Linked DNA regions of Homo sapiens: region 2 is linked to region 1. The links are chromatin loops, found by intact Hi-C in ENCODE. Cell type or tissue: ovary. All regions are shown on one strand. Links, peaks and the distances in the headings refer to the core of each region. The heading gives the core; the rest is flanking DNA.

Region 1 (7,608 bases), core at 1,040-6,039:
TGACCAAACTGCCTCTGGCCACAGCAGGACGGTTTTACACCCCACCGGCAGTGCCCGGGATCCAGTTCCTCTGCCCCCTCGCTCACGCCTGGCCCTGTTCTTTGCGGCAGCTGTGTGGTCTGTTGTGTGGATACCGTCACCGCTTCCCTGGTCCCTGCGGACAGACACTGGGTCCGTCACAGACGCTGCTGTGACGCTCACACCTGCAAAACACGCGTGCTTTCCGTGCCCTGCTGGGGCGACCGAGCCTGAGCTGATCTGTCCACGTCTCTCTTCCTGCAGCTTCTGCCTGTGTTTGAACAGAGCCTGGAACCATGCTGAGACCCTAGATCCCCCAGGGATGGGGGGCCCCCAAGATGGCCGGGATGCCCCCGTGCTGCTGTCAGCTTCACCCTCTCTGGGATCCCTGGAGCTCCAGGACCTGACCACCCGCTACCTACCCCGGGGGATGTGCATCTACCTGGACCCAAAGGAGGCTGAGCACCTGGGCACTTCCAGCTCCCTGCACCTCCGGCATAAGCAGGCGCAGCTGCAGGCGCTAGAGACCACAGCCAAAGTCCTCAAGCAGCGGGTCGATAGCCTCACCGCCAAGCTGCAGGGTGCCGAAGCGCTGGACACCGTCAGGGACCCAGCTGTGGGCCTGCTGCGCTCGTGCCCCCACAGCCTACCTGCCGCCCCCACGCTCGCCACCCCCACGCTTGCCACCCCAGCCTGCCCTGGAGCCTTGGGGCCCAACTGGGGCAGAGGGGCACCTGGGGAGTGGGTGAGCATGCAGCCCCAGCCCCTTCTGCCCCCGACCTACTTCCTGGACGGCGAGACACTGTCGTGGGGCCCCAGCTGGGAGCAACAGCAGAGTGTGAGCCCGAGGGCCCACTGCGAGAGCAAGCCCCGAGGTAGGCCGGCACCCGGGACACGGTGACCGCTGGGTGGCCAGGGGGTCCTGTGGGCTGGGAGGAATGGGGACCCCATTTTCTCTCTGAGCCTTGGTTTCCTTTCTGGAAAGGGGGCTAGGAGGACAACAGTCCAGGGGGTCTGAGCAGCATAGTGTACGTGGGCTTTCCCACGTGGCATGTGGTGTGTGTGGGCTCATCCTTGTGGGATGTGTGAGCTCTCCTGTGTGGCACATGGCACCCGCAGCAGCTATTGCTCCTGTCTTGTTCTCTGGCCAGAAGGGTGAGGCCGCTCCAGTGGCTCCTTCCCTGCTGCCTCCCTGCCCTTCCTCCAGCAGAGAGGCCTGAGGGCCAGGGAGGCTGCCACACCCCCACCCCTGTCAGGTGTGTCTCAGGCTCCTCTCCTGCTGTGATGGCTTGGGTCCCCCGTCCCGTGCTCCCGGCTGACCAGGGAGTGAAGCCAGGTGCCCTCTTCTCCAAGGTTTTCCAGAGGAGGGACACGTGGACGTGAAACCAGACAAAAGGCTGCAGAGAGGCGTGGCCCCCTTCCAGGCCCTCAGCCCCTCTGCGGGGAGGTAAGACCACCTGCCCACCTGCCCACCTGCCCACCTGCCCACCTGCCCGCCTGCCCACCTGCCCACCTGCCCACCTGCCCACCTGCCCGCCCACGCTCACGGGCTGCCTCTCACTTCACCCCCATGTGTCCCCGTCATGCTGGTCCAGAGGCTGCGGCCAGGGACCCGGAGCAGGTGGTGCTGGCTCGGACGCTGGCCGGGGCAGGGAAGCCCCGCGTCAGACACTCCCCCCACGAATGCCCCCTGAACTGGCTGCGGGCCTCGGGGACGCCACTGGTGCAGCTCCCTCTTGCCTGCTGCTCCAGACTGAGTGCAGGGACAGTGACTCGGGTGGTCCTTGCCATCCGGGCCCGGCGACCCCACCTGAGCTCTCAGGGCTGCCTGTCCATGGAGCCTCACACACCTGGCTCCCATCCCCAGCACGGGCTGCAGCCTCCTCTGGGGCCATGTCACACAGGTACATCTGAAGCCCCTTCCCGGGGACACTGTGCCTGTCCCGCGCCCCCAGGCCCCTCTCAGCCCAACTCCCTCCCCCTGGGGGAGCATCTGCCCTACCCCAGCGCCTGCAGCCCCAGTGAGCCCCAGGCTGAAGCGGAGCCCAGCAGGCTTGGTCCATGGGGGCTTTGCAGGTGGAAACTGAGTTAGATGCTCGTGACAGAGGTTGCAGTGCACGAGGCGGCCGCTCCCTCCCGAGCACCTAAGCCTCAGCAGCAGCTGTGGCCTTGAGTCCCTCCTGGGGATTTGTGAACACGTTTGGATCTCCTCTCCTGAAAAAACCCCCTCCACACCTGCCCCCCACCAAAAATCTTCCTCCGAGCCCACCACCTGCCCAGCCGGCCTCTCGCTCTTGCTGGTGTGGGCCGGGATCCCTGTCCAGGGCCTCCTGGCCAGCAGTGCCCTCCTGGTCCCCGCGGCTCCCTGCACACCGCATACTGCCAGGCGTTCTTGGGCCACTCCCGGCCACTCTCACCCCTCTGTCCTTGACGGAAGCACCCTGGATGAGGGACCCCGGCCTGACCTGAGCAGCTGCTTCCCAGGCAGCCCCGGAACCCGGGCTCGAAAACTCAGCACCACGGGCGGGGCAAGCAGGAGGCCAGGCCGGCGGCGGTCTCTCGGGAAAGCTCTGTGCACCCTCAATGCGTGGCCAGGTCCACCAGGGACACCTAGACGTGGGCTCCCCAGACATCAGGGCCTGGGTCATGCCACCCACCTCCACCAAGCTGTCTTCTGCTGGGTGGCCGAGGGCATGAGGGCAGACACCACGTGTAGCCCTAGGGTGGCAGTGGGCACTGCAGCAGAGGGGCTGTTGCCCAGAGTCCACATGTGGGGGAAGGAGGCGCCCTCTCCCGAAGCCCAGCCTTCCCTCCTTTCCCTGCCCCTCCCCTCCCCTCTCCTCCTGCTGGGACATTTCCTGGCCCGAGGTCTCCCCTGCCCATCCTTCCTAGGAAACCCCACCAGCTTCCTCTCCTGAAGCCCCCTTTGCCCTCAGGGGATGGCGGGCTTGGTGCCTGCGCCAGGGCCTTTGGGTTGTGCCCCATCTCACTCCCAACCCCACCTGCTGCCCAGGCCCAGTCCGGCCCATGGAACTGAGCCATTGTGACCAGAAGAGGGCAGCATCGGGCCAGACCTCGCCTCTGTCGCCTGCAATGCCCAGGACGACTTCTGCCCAGCCCTTGAGAAGGGGTGGGAGGCAGAGGCGGAGGCAGTGAGAATTTTTGAAAAGGTTAATTTCAGTGCCCCGGGCTCCCGGGGGACCAGCTAGATCTGTCCCCAGGGCCAGACCCAGGCTGAGGTCTCAGCGTTCCTGGCACAGCCTGGGTGCAGCCAGAGGGGCAGAGGTGCGGCCAGGGCTCCCTGTGGCAATGGCACCCAGACATTCCCATCAGGGCTGGGCACTGGACTGTGCCCTCCACCCCCACAGCCCTGCCGAGGCGGCAGAGAGACAGCAGGAGGCGGAATCATATTCATGAACCGTGGCCCGGAGGGACCCGGGCTGGTGGAGAGCAGGGATTAGGGAGAGGCTCAGAGGCTCGCTGGGCCCTGCCAAGGCTTCCGCCGCTGCTCGGGCAGCCAGGAAAGGGGCCTGGCCTGTCCGTTGCCACTCACCACTTGAGGGGCTGGAGCTTCAGGGCTGGCGCACACAGCCTCTGCTGGTTCCACCTGCTGCCATCTGGTGCGTTTCCCACGCTGAGCCTCTCGGGTGCCCCAGATCCCGGCCGCCTCTCAGACTGGTTTCTTTTTTGTTTTGTTTTGTTTTTATTTTTGAGATGGAGTCTTGCTCTGTCGCCGAGGCTGGAGTGCAATGGCTTGATCTCAGCTTGCTGCAACCTCCGCCTCCCAAGTTCAAGCGATTCTCCCGCCTCAGCCTCCCCAGCAGCTGGGATTACAGGCACCCGCCACCACGCCCAGCTAATTTTTGTATTTTTAGTAGAGACGGGGTTTCACCATATTGGCCAGGCTGGTCTCGAACTCCTGACCTTGTGATCTGCCCACCTCAGCCTCCCAAAGTGCTGGGATTACAGGCGTGAGCCACTGTGCCCGGCCTCAGACTGATTTCTGAGTTGGGGTGAGTCTGTCCCCTCTGTCCCATGGGAGCCCAGCACTCAGTGGTGGAGGCACTGGGGCTTCTAGCCACCCAGCCCGGGTTCCAGAACACTTCTCCAGGCCTGTGCTCCCAGGTGCCATGCAGCCCCTCACGGCCTGGGCACACGTCCAGCTCCCCTGCAGCACCAGGAATGCGGGCGGGGGTTGGGAGGTGGGTCACCACCATGACCAGACCCTGCACAGCTCCTGCCCACAGCAGGTGTGAGACAAACACCTGTGGGCCCTGCGGGCTGCTGAGGGAGGGCGTGTCTACCCCCTGCCTAACAACCCCTGGGCCACAGGTGTGGGCAGCATCTTCAGCCACTCCAGTGGGTTCTGGGTCACTGTGTACCAGGAAGCACAGATGGGGGCCCTGATAAGAAATGCGAAGTGAGGTGAGCCGTGCTCACAGATGCAGGCTCAGCACATGCCCCGCCCACATGCCCCGGATGCAGGCTCAGCACATGCTCCGCCCACAAACCCGTCTCTCTGTGCACCCCAAAGACCCCTCATCCCAGTAGCACTGCCTCCCCGTGCCTGGTAGCTCTCCCTCACCACTTGGCCACCTCTGGGAGAAAGGTCAGTGGCCACACCTGGCTCCTGGCTCTGTCAGCCTTGCGTGCTGGCCAGCTTGAGTGGGGGCAGGTGTGTGGGTCCAGTTGTACCTGCCTCCATGGTCACAGCCCGGGTGCTCCCCAGATAGGTTGCCCTGCAGTCTCCAGTGCCAGCCTTGAGCAGTGGGGTGAGGGTCACAGCTGATGCGTGACCCCGTTCCGCTCTGGGCCTGGTGGGCAGTGCCCTTAGTAGATGGTAGAGATGGTCCCGATGACCACGCTGGCTGGGAAGACTCTGATCTTGGCCCTGGGGACCAACGGTGGCCACGGAAGCTGACCGTGCACACCCCTGTTCCCCCTGGGGTCCGAGTGCAGAGCTCCGAGCAGCCAGGCTTGGCGCCAACGCTTCCCAGATGTGGGCTGGTGGCTTCACCTCAGCCCACGCCACCACGCTGGGACGCATGCTCAGGCCCCACCCACTCACCCCTGCCTCCCGCTCACCCCTGCCTCCTGGCTCCCAGGCCTCAGGCCCTTCCCCCGCCAGGCTTTTGGCCCTTGGGTCCCACCCTGGGCACACTGTTGGGGGTCTGAGAGCTGCTCCAGGCCACGGGAGCCCAGGTTCCTGCTCAATGAGGGGCTGTCCCCCGGATCTCCCTGCCTCCTGTCTCCTCCACGGGCCTGGCCCTGCCACACGTGTGCCTGTGTCTTCCAGCTCATATGCGGGCCCAGCCACGCTGCACCCTATCTGGGGCTCCCTGGGACTGGAGGAGACGCCGTCGGTCGGAGGGGCAGATTCTGTGGCGCCCTGCACCCCCCGGAGCTGCGGTAAGGGCGACCCTGCGGACAGGCCCTGGGCTGGCTGGTCGGGTGGCCGGGGCATCCACCGAGAACACCTTCCACTGCCTAGCACTCGAGCTTGGCCCTACGGGGTAGAGAAATCCTTTTCCACGTGGAGAGCATCCACGCCTCGTTATTAAAGGTTTTAGAGGCTTTCGGGACCCTCTGCGTGCTCTGTGCTCACCACACCTGCAGTGATGGGCCCTCGGTGGATGAGACCCACGTGCTTATTTCATGACAGCCATGCCCCGTGCCGCTGTGCCCAGCCCACCTCCTAGGGCGCTTCCTTACAGTCCCATCAGCTCGGATTCGACTTTTTCTTCTGCTACTGAGTGTTTTCATCCGGGGTTTCCAACGAGCAGTGCCCACTGCCTGGTGCCCAAGGGACCCAGCAGCTGCTGAAGCCCTGGGCTTGAGGGCCTCGTGCTGGCGTGGGCTGCGCTGTAGGACCCTCCTGGCTGGGGGGCTTGGCAGGGCAGCTGGAGGGGCTGGTGCAGCCATGGGAACTGAGTGTGGACTCAGAAGTGGGGGACCCCCGTTTGCCGCTTCATCATTGTCTGTTGATTTTCTTCAAAAGAACAGGTTTTGAGCATTGGAGTAAAACACATTCATGTCTGGCTGGGGGAGAGATGGTGGGAGGGTGCATTCTGAGTGAATGGGGGCCCCCATCCAACCCCTAACCCTGGACCACCACCCCAGAGCAGCCCCAGATACAACCTGCACCCTCCTTGGCTGGCAGCGGGGAGGCCTGAGGAAGGCCTGGGGGAGTGGGCGGAGCCCCAGGTGTTCCTGCTGCAGGGCCAGTGCCAGGGGGAGGAGAAGGGTTCCAGTCCTGGTCTGGGTTCAAAGCCTTGGGCTGGAGCCCTCCTGGAGTCTGCTTCCCGGCTGTGGGGCTTGGGAGTGCTCATCGGGTCCTCCCCAACTGATAGCATCCACCCAGGGCCCTGGAGCCACACCTGGCAGCTTCAGGGAAGCTGTTCTCTGTGGACCAGCAGAGAGGGTCCTGTGTGTGTGTGCACGTGCATGTGTGTGTGCATGCTTGCTTGTGTGTATGGAGGGGAGGGCTTGTCGGGCTCACACCTGAAGCCCTCTGAGGGAGGAAGGGTCTGCGTCTTCCCCACCCCGGCCCCTCCCCTGGGAGACTCTCCCAGTCTCCAGGGTGTGGGAGCCTCTGCAGCCCTGGTATGCACCTGCCCCTTCCTTCCACACACACCCTCTGAGCATCACTGCCTGCCTGGCACTGAGAGAGCAGGCCCCGGCCCTTACAGTGCCTGTGTTTCAGGGCAAGTGGGCAGTAAGAAGATGAGCAAGTGAGGATACACAGTGTGTGGGATCTGAGGCATGAGTGCCAAGGGGAGAATTCAACAGGAAGAGGCAGAAAGCGCATGTGCCGGTGGGGTGGGGCGGCAGTTCAGAGCCAGGAAGGCCCCCGTGGGCCTCTGGCCTTGGTTGTTTATGCTGTCGTAACAGAATCCCAGAGACCGGATGATTTATAATGACCAGAAATGTATTGGCTCACAGTTCTGGAGTCTGGGAAGTCCAAGAACAAGATGCCGGTGTCTGGCAAGGGCCTTCTTGCTGCATCAACACAGAGAGGAAGGCAGGAGGGCGAGAAGGAGAGAGGACGACGGGGTGGGACTCTTCCTTTTATAGTGAACCTGCACCCACAATGATGGCACTCATCCATTCACAAGGGTGGAACCCTCATGGCTGAATCGCCTTGTGGCTGAATTGCCGCCTCATGGCTGAATTGCCTTGTATTTCAACATGAGGAGGGACAAATGTTCAAACCATAGCAGCACCTTTTCTCTTCCCAGAAAGTGCAGCCCAGGGAGGTGCAGCAAGCTTCCCAGAGTGCCCGGGTATGGGCTGGGATGGGGCTCCGTTCTCCCACTGCTGGATTTGCTGACCGCCCTTCCTGAAGGCTGGATGGGCAGGGGCTGGCTGCTGTGAGTCACAGACAGTTCCAATGGCTGCAGGACAGCCACGTCTTGGCCAGGATCTCCCAAGGGGGTGAGGTCAGAGTCAGGCTCTGCCTCCTCCTTGGAAGGGGCAGCCTGAAGGGGCAGTTTTTACCCCTATACCTCATTCACCATCCTATGGGCGGAATGTGCAGTAGCCCCAGGGGGACAGGCAACAGGAGTCTGTTGGGTCTAGTTTTTATGACTG
Region 2 (6,280 bases), core at 1,281-6,280, 490 kb after region 1:
TGTGTGGAGCTGCCACCGTGGGCTGCTTCCTCCAGACCTGTCCTGCCTGCCACATGCACTGCTCTACAGGGCTGGTTTGCTGCAGCAAAGAACTCAGGGCCGGGAGCACGGCCAGGGTCAGGCTGTTCCCAGGGCCTTCCAGGGGTGGCCGTGTTTGACACATGCCTGGAAGAATGCCTGGTCCCAAACAGCCATCAGTGCCTTTCATGAGCATCCTGGGTGCCAGGCGCTGTGGCCAAGCCCCCAAGGCCCACCCCAGCATGAACTCACAGCCGCTCTCAGAATTTAGGGCTGCTTCGTCACGCTCAGAATTTAGGGCTGCTTCGTCACGCTGCACCCCAGGATTTTAGACAGTGATAGGGTGGATTTGAAGGTCAGCTCTGGTTACAGAGAACAGGCAAAGGGCCCAAGGCACAGGAAAGGGAGCGTTTCCTGGTGATGCTGGAGAGGGCGGAGGCTGCTTGGGAAGCAGAGGAAAGAGGGCAGAGGCGCCCCCTAGTGCCCGTGTGAGAGACGGCGGGTGGCCTCAGGGTGTGGGTGGGGGACACTGAGGGAGGACATGGGGTCTTGAGGGTGTGACAGATGGATCGGCTTGGACACGTGGAGTCTGAGGTACCCCCAGGACAGCCACTTGGAATGTGGAGTGGGCTGACGAGTTCCCGGACTTGAGTGTGGATGGACTTCTGGGGGAGCTGGTAGACGGGTCAGCACCGGCAAACCTCAGTAGTCTGGGGCTGCGTGAGGACCATCAGGAGGGCCAAGACAGACTCTTCGGAGGGCGGGTGGGGTGAGTGTCCAGTGGAGGTCAAGTGAGGTGAGAACCAGCAGCACCCTTCATGTTCAGTGGCCAGGAGCCAGCCTGACTCAGGGTGTGTTTTGGGGGGCACTGGGGGTGGGGTGAGGAAGAGGACGGCATGGGGGAAGGCTGGAGAAGCTCAGCTGCTCAGAGGGGAACAGAGAAAGAGAGTGAGCTCACGTGTGGAGGTGGTGCCAGAGGGCGGGCTGAGTGAGGGCAGGGGCCCAGGAACAGCTGGATGGGAGCTGGCATCCTGGGAGAGCGCAGAGCTCCGGGGTTGGCGCTGAGGCTCGGCGGTGCTCAGCAGACAGGAGGTCAAGCCACTGTCAGTCCCCTGGAGATCTGGGCTCCTCGGAGGTCAGGAGGGCTCCTGGCTGCTGTCCTCTGGGGCGGGCTGGGAGTCGCAGCAGTAGATCGAATGTGTGAGTTGGGGGCTCCGTGAGACTCTGCCCCGGGTGCCCTGTGGCTCCCCTGCAGCCTGCTTTCGGGAATGCCAGGGCAAGTGGAGCAGCGAGGCTCCGGGCAGGTGCAGGGGCTGGGCCGGCTGCTCTCTGAGCATCCTCTGTCCTCAGTCCTGCCTGACTCTTCTGCTCAAGGAGAAGCCCTTGCCCTGCAGCGGCCGTGCCTCAGTGCCCCTCACAGGTCCTCTGTGCCTTCCATGCATGCAAGGTGGGGCCTCTGGAGCCTGGCCCGCACACACAACCATCCAGGCAGCTGTGGGGCAGAGACGGCAGCTTTCTGGGACCCAGGGGCACTGCAGGGGCTGATCATGGTAGCCAATGCCTGGACACCTGGCAGGCGGCATGGCCATGAAGGGGCCGTGCCTCAGTTTCCCCACTGAGGTACATGCACCCTCAGGCAACTGCATCGCTCACCTGTCACCTGGCACCTTCAAGCAGGTGCCTGCCTGGAGGAGCTCTTCCTGGCTTCCAACCAGCTGTGCCACCTGCCGTGGGTGCCCTTTGCAGCCTGAGCACCTGACCAGGTTGGACCTCTCCAGCGGCGAGCATCTGCTTGCTGAGCGGGACACCTTCCTGTACCCAGGGGCTCTTCAGGAGCTGGAGCTGCGGGGAACTGGCTGGCCACACTGCCGGCTGTAAAACCATGTGCCATCTAGGGGTCACTTTAAAACCCTCCAGCCTGGACACACATCCAGGCTTGAGGTGTGTGTGGGAGGTGGAGAAGGACAGACAGGGCTGAGGACTGCTGAAGCTGGGGCTGACGTGCTGGTCATGTGACTCTCCATAACTTGGGGACTTAACAAATCCACTATCGGTCTCCATCTTTTTTTTTTTTTTTTTTTTTTTGGAGATGAAGTCTTGCTCTGTCATCCAGGCTGGAGTGCAGTGGCACGATCTTGGCTCACTGCAGCCTCCTCCTCCTGGGTTCAAGTGATTCTCGTGCCTCAGCCTCCGGAGTAGCTGGGATTACAGGCACACACACACAACACCACGCCTGGCTAGTTTCTGTAATTTTAGTAGAGTTGGGGTTTCACATGTTGGCCAGGCTGTTCTCAAACTCCTGACCTCAGGTCATCCGCCCGCCTCGGCCTCCCAGAGTGCTGGGATTAGAGGTGTGAGCCACCGCGCCCGGCCAGTCTCTGTATTTTAATTGGTGTATTTAGACTAATTCATGTACATTGAATGTGATGACTGGGTTCGTGGGATTATCATCTACCATATTTGTAACTGTTTTCTATTTGTTGCCCTTGGTCTTAGTTTCTATCTGCCTTTCTTTTCTGCTTTCTCTGGTTTCAGTTAAGCATTTTATATGATTCCATAGTCTTGTCTTTTGTAGCGTATCAATTATACTTCCATATATAGAAAAAAATAATAAAAAGAAAAATAAGTATATATATATTTTAGTGGTTGCCCTAGAGTTTGCAGCTCATCCAGATCCACCTGTAAGTTACACTGTACTGCTTCTCAGGTCACATGGTAACTTGTAACTGATGGCCCCCGCTTCCTCCCACCTGTCCCTTTTAACGTTGCTCTTACATTTCACTCACACATAAGCGATAATCACCCAATACACTGTTGGTATTCTGATTTTGAGCAAACAGTTTTATTTTCTTTTTCTTTTTTGTTTGTTTGTTTTGTTTGAGACAGGGTCTCTCTCTGCCACCCAGGCTGGAGTGCAGTGGTGCCATCTCAGCTCACGGCAGCCTCAACCTCCCCAGCTCAGGTGATCCTCCTTCCTCAGCCTCTTGGGTACCTGGGACTGTATGCACATGCCACCACGTCTAGCTATTTTTTTTTTTGTACTTTTTGATACAGTCAGGGTTCATCATGTTGCCCACGCTGATCTTAAACTCAACTCCTGGGCTCAAGCAGTCCACCTGCCTTGGCCTCCCAAAGTGCTGGGATTACAGGTGTGAGACACTGCGCCCTGCCCAGTTTTCTGTTAGATGAATTAGGTATAAGGAAAATAAAAACAAACAAAAAACAGGAATAAGGAAAATAGCAGGTGTCTCACTCATTTTGTATGTTTCAAATAATTCTACCGTAAAACATTAAAAAAAATTCTTTTCGCTTATTCTAGGCAGTGATGACTTCTTAGGGAATTCAGTCCCTCAACCTTTGCTCAGATCCTACTTCACTTGGTGTACTTTGCAGGGGGACCTTTTATGGGTCAGCAGGACACGAGGCTGGGAGAAGTGATGGTGGACGAGGACGGCTGGGAGCAGGGACCCACCTTCCTGATGTCATGACTGTGCAAGCTGGGGCTGTTGGTGAGTGGGCTCGGGACAAGCAGAGAGGCACCCGGGTGCTCCCTAAACCTGGAGATGAAGAACACAGAGGCCAAGGAGAGCACAGAAGTTTCCAGATGCTGCAGGCAGCTTTTCTTGGGCTGGCAGCTGGCATCTCACAGTCACTGACCTGCCTGGTTCCAGCCCCTGGCTCCCAGCTTTGCCCACGGGAGGATTCACAGGCCGCTGGGCGCTGGGTGCCACCTGTGTCCACGGCTGCCCGCATGAGCTCCAGGCGGAGCAGGGGGCCTAGAGCTGGCATCCTCTGCGGTTAGTGAAGGGGCAGGGACTGCCCGCCTCCTCCTCGGATGTCCAGGGCTGGACCCGAAGTGGCCTCATTACTGGAGATTATGAAAAAATGCTGCCACTTGCCACCAGTGTGCAGGAGGGAACGGACCACTGATGTTCTCAGAGGCCCCAAGTGCTCACCCAGCCCCTCTTGGGCAGCAAGCCTTCAGCCCTCTTTGGGGGGCTCCGCTCACCCCTGGAGAGAGGCTCAAAGGCTAAGATGCCTCCCGGCCTCATGGTGGTGGAGTGGCCACAGGGGACTCCGGGAACACCATCCACATCGCAAGTCAATCCCGAATAAGTCATGCGACTCCCCCATGGTGCCTCCTGCAGGCCAGCTCTTCCAGTGTGGGGCTCCAGGGGCTACAGCTTCCCCTGCCACTGCTGGAACTGTGGCCCTCCCATCCCAGCAGCCAGACCGGCTTTTCTCTCCCTTCTCCTCCCTGCAGGTGCTGTGCAGCCCCCCTCGCCTGGGGGCCAGGGTGTGGGGGACATGAGAGGCCACCCAGGTGAGGCAGACTTGGGCCTTCCAGCTGCAGGGCGACTGCGGGGCGGGGTGACTGCGGGGCAGGGCGTGCTCGCTGCTTGGATCCCAGGAACGTGATAGACCCCAGCCCTGCTGGGACAGGCTCTGGCCACCCTAGCCCAACATCAATCCCTGCCGCTCCATCAAGGTCCTGGGACTTACTTTCTGGTCCCCTGAATCCACACAGCCTCTCCCTGACCACCCATGTCTGGCTCTGTCCCCCACAGAGGGCTAGTGGGCACCTTCTGAGCAGGAGGGTTCCAGACAGGCCGGGAGTAAGGGACTAGCTAGTCTGTGTGGCCAGGGCCGGCCCCTCCAGCAGCTGCTGTGTTGTCTGCCCTGACACCGGGGAGGGGCTGCACCTCGGCCTTTTGGTCCTTCCCCTTCAGCCTCTTGGGGTACCCTGAAGTGAACGTGGTGAGGTGCACACACATCCCCACCTGGGGCAGCCCTGACCCCCAGTGTAGGGGATCCCCAGCAGCCACTGGCCTCAGATGAGTTCTGTGCCACTGCGGGCAGAGCCTGGGGTCTCTGTGCCCACCCCAGGGACATGCCTGGCTGCAGGGGTGAGGCTGATGGGCAGCTCACCAGACAGCCCTCCTGGACTCTGGGACCCCCACCACCAGGCAGGTTTCCTGGCTACCAGGATCCAGTCACCAGTAGCCAAATACAATTTGGTTCCCGAGTTTTGGAAGGACTGTCCTGGCCTGGCTGGGGAATGGGGGCTTGCCTATGGGGTTGGGGTGGGGACCCCAGCAGGTGTTTGTAACCCTTAAAGTGGGGTGGCTGGGAGGGGTGAGAGCCTTGGAAACACGAGCAGGGCGACTTGACTTGTAACTTCATGCCTCCAGAATGCATCCATTTAATAGAAGTTTCCAGCGCTGACCGTACAAACCAGTAAGGAACCAGCAGCAAAGGACGCAGGGTGGCGCTCCTGATGTCAGCCGCCGCCCGGGATCTCGCCTTGCTGAGAAGATCCTCTCTCTCCACGTGGCCCAGCCCGGAGGCTGAATTGTGCTTCACAAGTCAGGGGTTTAGAAAATGAGGCTTTGCTTTAAAAGGTAAGTGTAAAATGGTCCATGGAAATGCACCATCTTCCGCCCAATGCCCCCTAGATGCAGTGGCTGGGACAGTTCAGTGTGAAGTAGAGGAAATGGCGTCTTCTGCTTCCTTCAGAAAGGTCCTCGGCGACAGGGCCCTCTGGGGGACCTGGGGACGCACCCCTCTCACATGCCCGGCTTCCCCGGGCCCTTTGCTGCTTCTAACTTCCAGAAGGGGCTTGGGACAGCAAACAGCCCAGGGTCCCCCTCACCCACCCCAGAGTGCAGAACAGCAGCCCTGGCCCCCAGCCCTTGGCTGCAAGGAAGCGAGGCTGCCTGGCCGTGAACGCTCAGGCCGGCTCTGAGTTGGGTGTGGCCCACGCGGGGCTCCTGGGTTCTGGGTTCTGCTCCCCTCCCCATGCACCCCAGCCCCACCCTCCAGCACAGCCTGGGCTCGGCCCTGTAGGGCGTCCAGTCCCTGCGTTGCCCTCCCAGCCAGCCCTGGTCACGAGTTGCGGTACATCTGTGTAAAGAGAAGTGGACTGCATCGACGTGTAAAAATAGGTTAAAAAACTCTCCTCACTAGCCTGCAGGTGCCCAGGGGTGAGCTGGCCCTCCCCCCGCATGAGGGGCTCCTTTCCAGGGTGGAGTCCCAGGAGCCATGGTGAGTAGAGTGTGCCATCCCCAGGGTCACGCTAGTGCCACCGTGTCCTCACACGCTCCTCCACGTCCTTCCTGAGGACCCCGGGCTTGGTGGCCTGAGCTCCGTGCAGGGCTGGCTCAGAGCTGTGTCTCGTCGCGAGTCTCGGGGTTGCAGGACGACAGCTTGTGGCTGCAGCTGCTCTTCCGGCTCTGGGAGCTGCTGGCCACGTGAGCCAGGG

The links. Peaks named below come from ENCODE experiments on the same cell type or tissue, not always from the same donor. Only the 100,000 strongest peaks of a DNase experiment are listed, where the experiment ranks them.
Region 2: it touches region 1 in a loop (2.1-fold over the local background); 1 of 110 quality-filtered maps calls a loop at or near these places.

Annotation. Positions count from the first base shown.
Region 1 is chr9:136,279,370-136,286,977 of GRCh38, reverse strand. CCDC187 (coiled-coil domain containing 187) reads left to right here. Exons shown (of 26, transcript NM_001378188.1): 8 at 283-893; 9 at 1,372-1,465; 10 at 5,315-5,427. LOC124902308 (a long non-coding RNA gene) reads right to left here and starts at 3,735. Exons shown (of 2, transcript XR_007061862.1): 1 at 3,572-3,735; 2 at 1-154. RefSeq lists a silencer at 3,138-3,197. In ovary, for the core only: a CTCF peak has its summit at 3,051 (motif pointing right); a DNase peak (open chromatin) is centred at 3,067.
Region 2 is chr9:135,792,061-135,798,340 of GRCh38, reverse strand. It overlaps KCNT1 (potassium sodium-activated channel subfamily T member 1), which reads right to left. Exons shown (of 31, transcript NM_020822.3): 31 at 2,839-6,280. The coding sequence ends at 6,180. Among named protein-coding and RNA genes, the nearest start is that of KCNT1, 93 kb to the right of the region's middle. In ovary, for the core only: no CTCF peak of the experiment used is centred there; no DNase peak of the experiment used is centred there.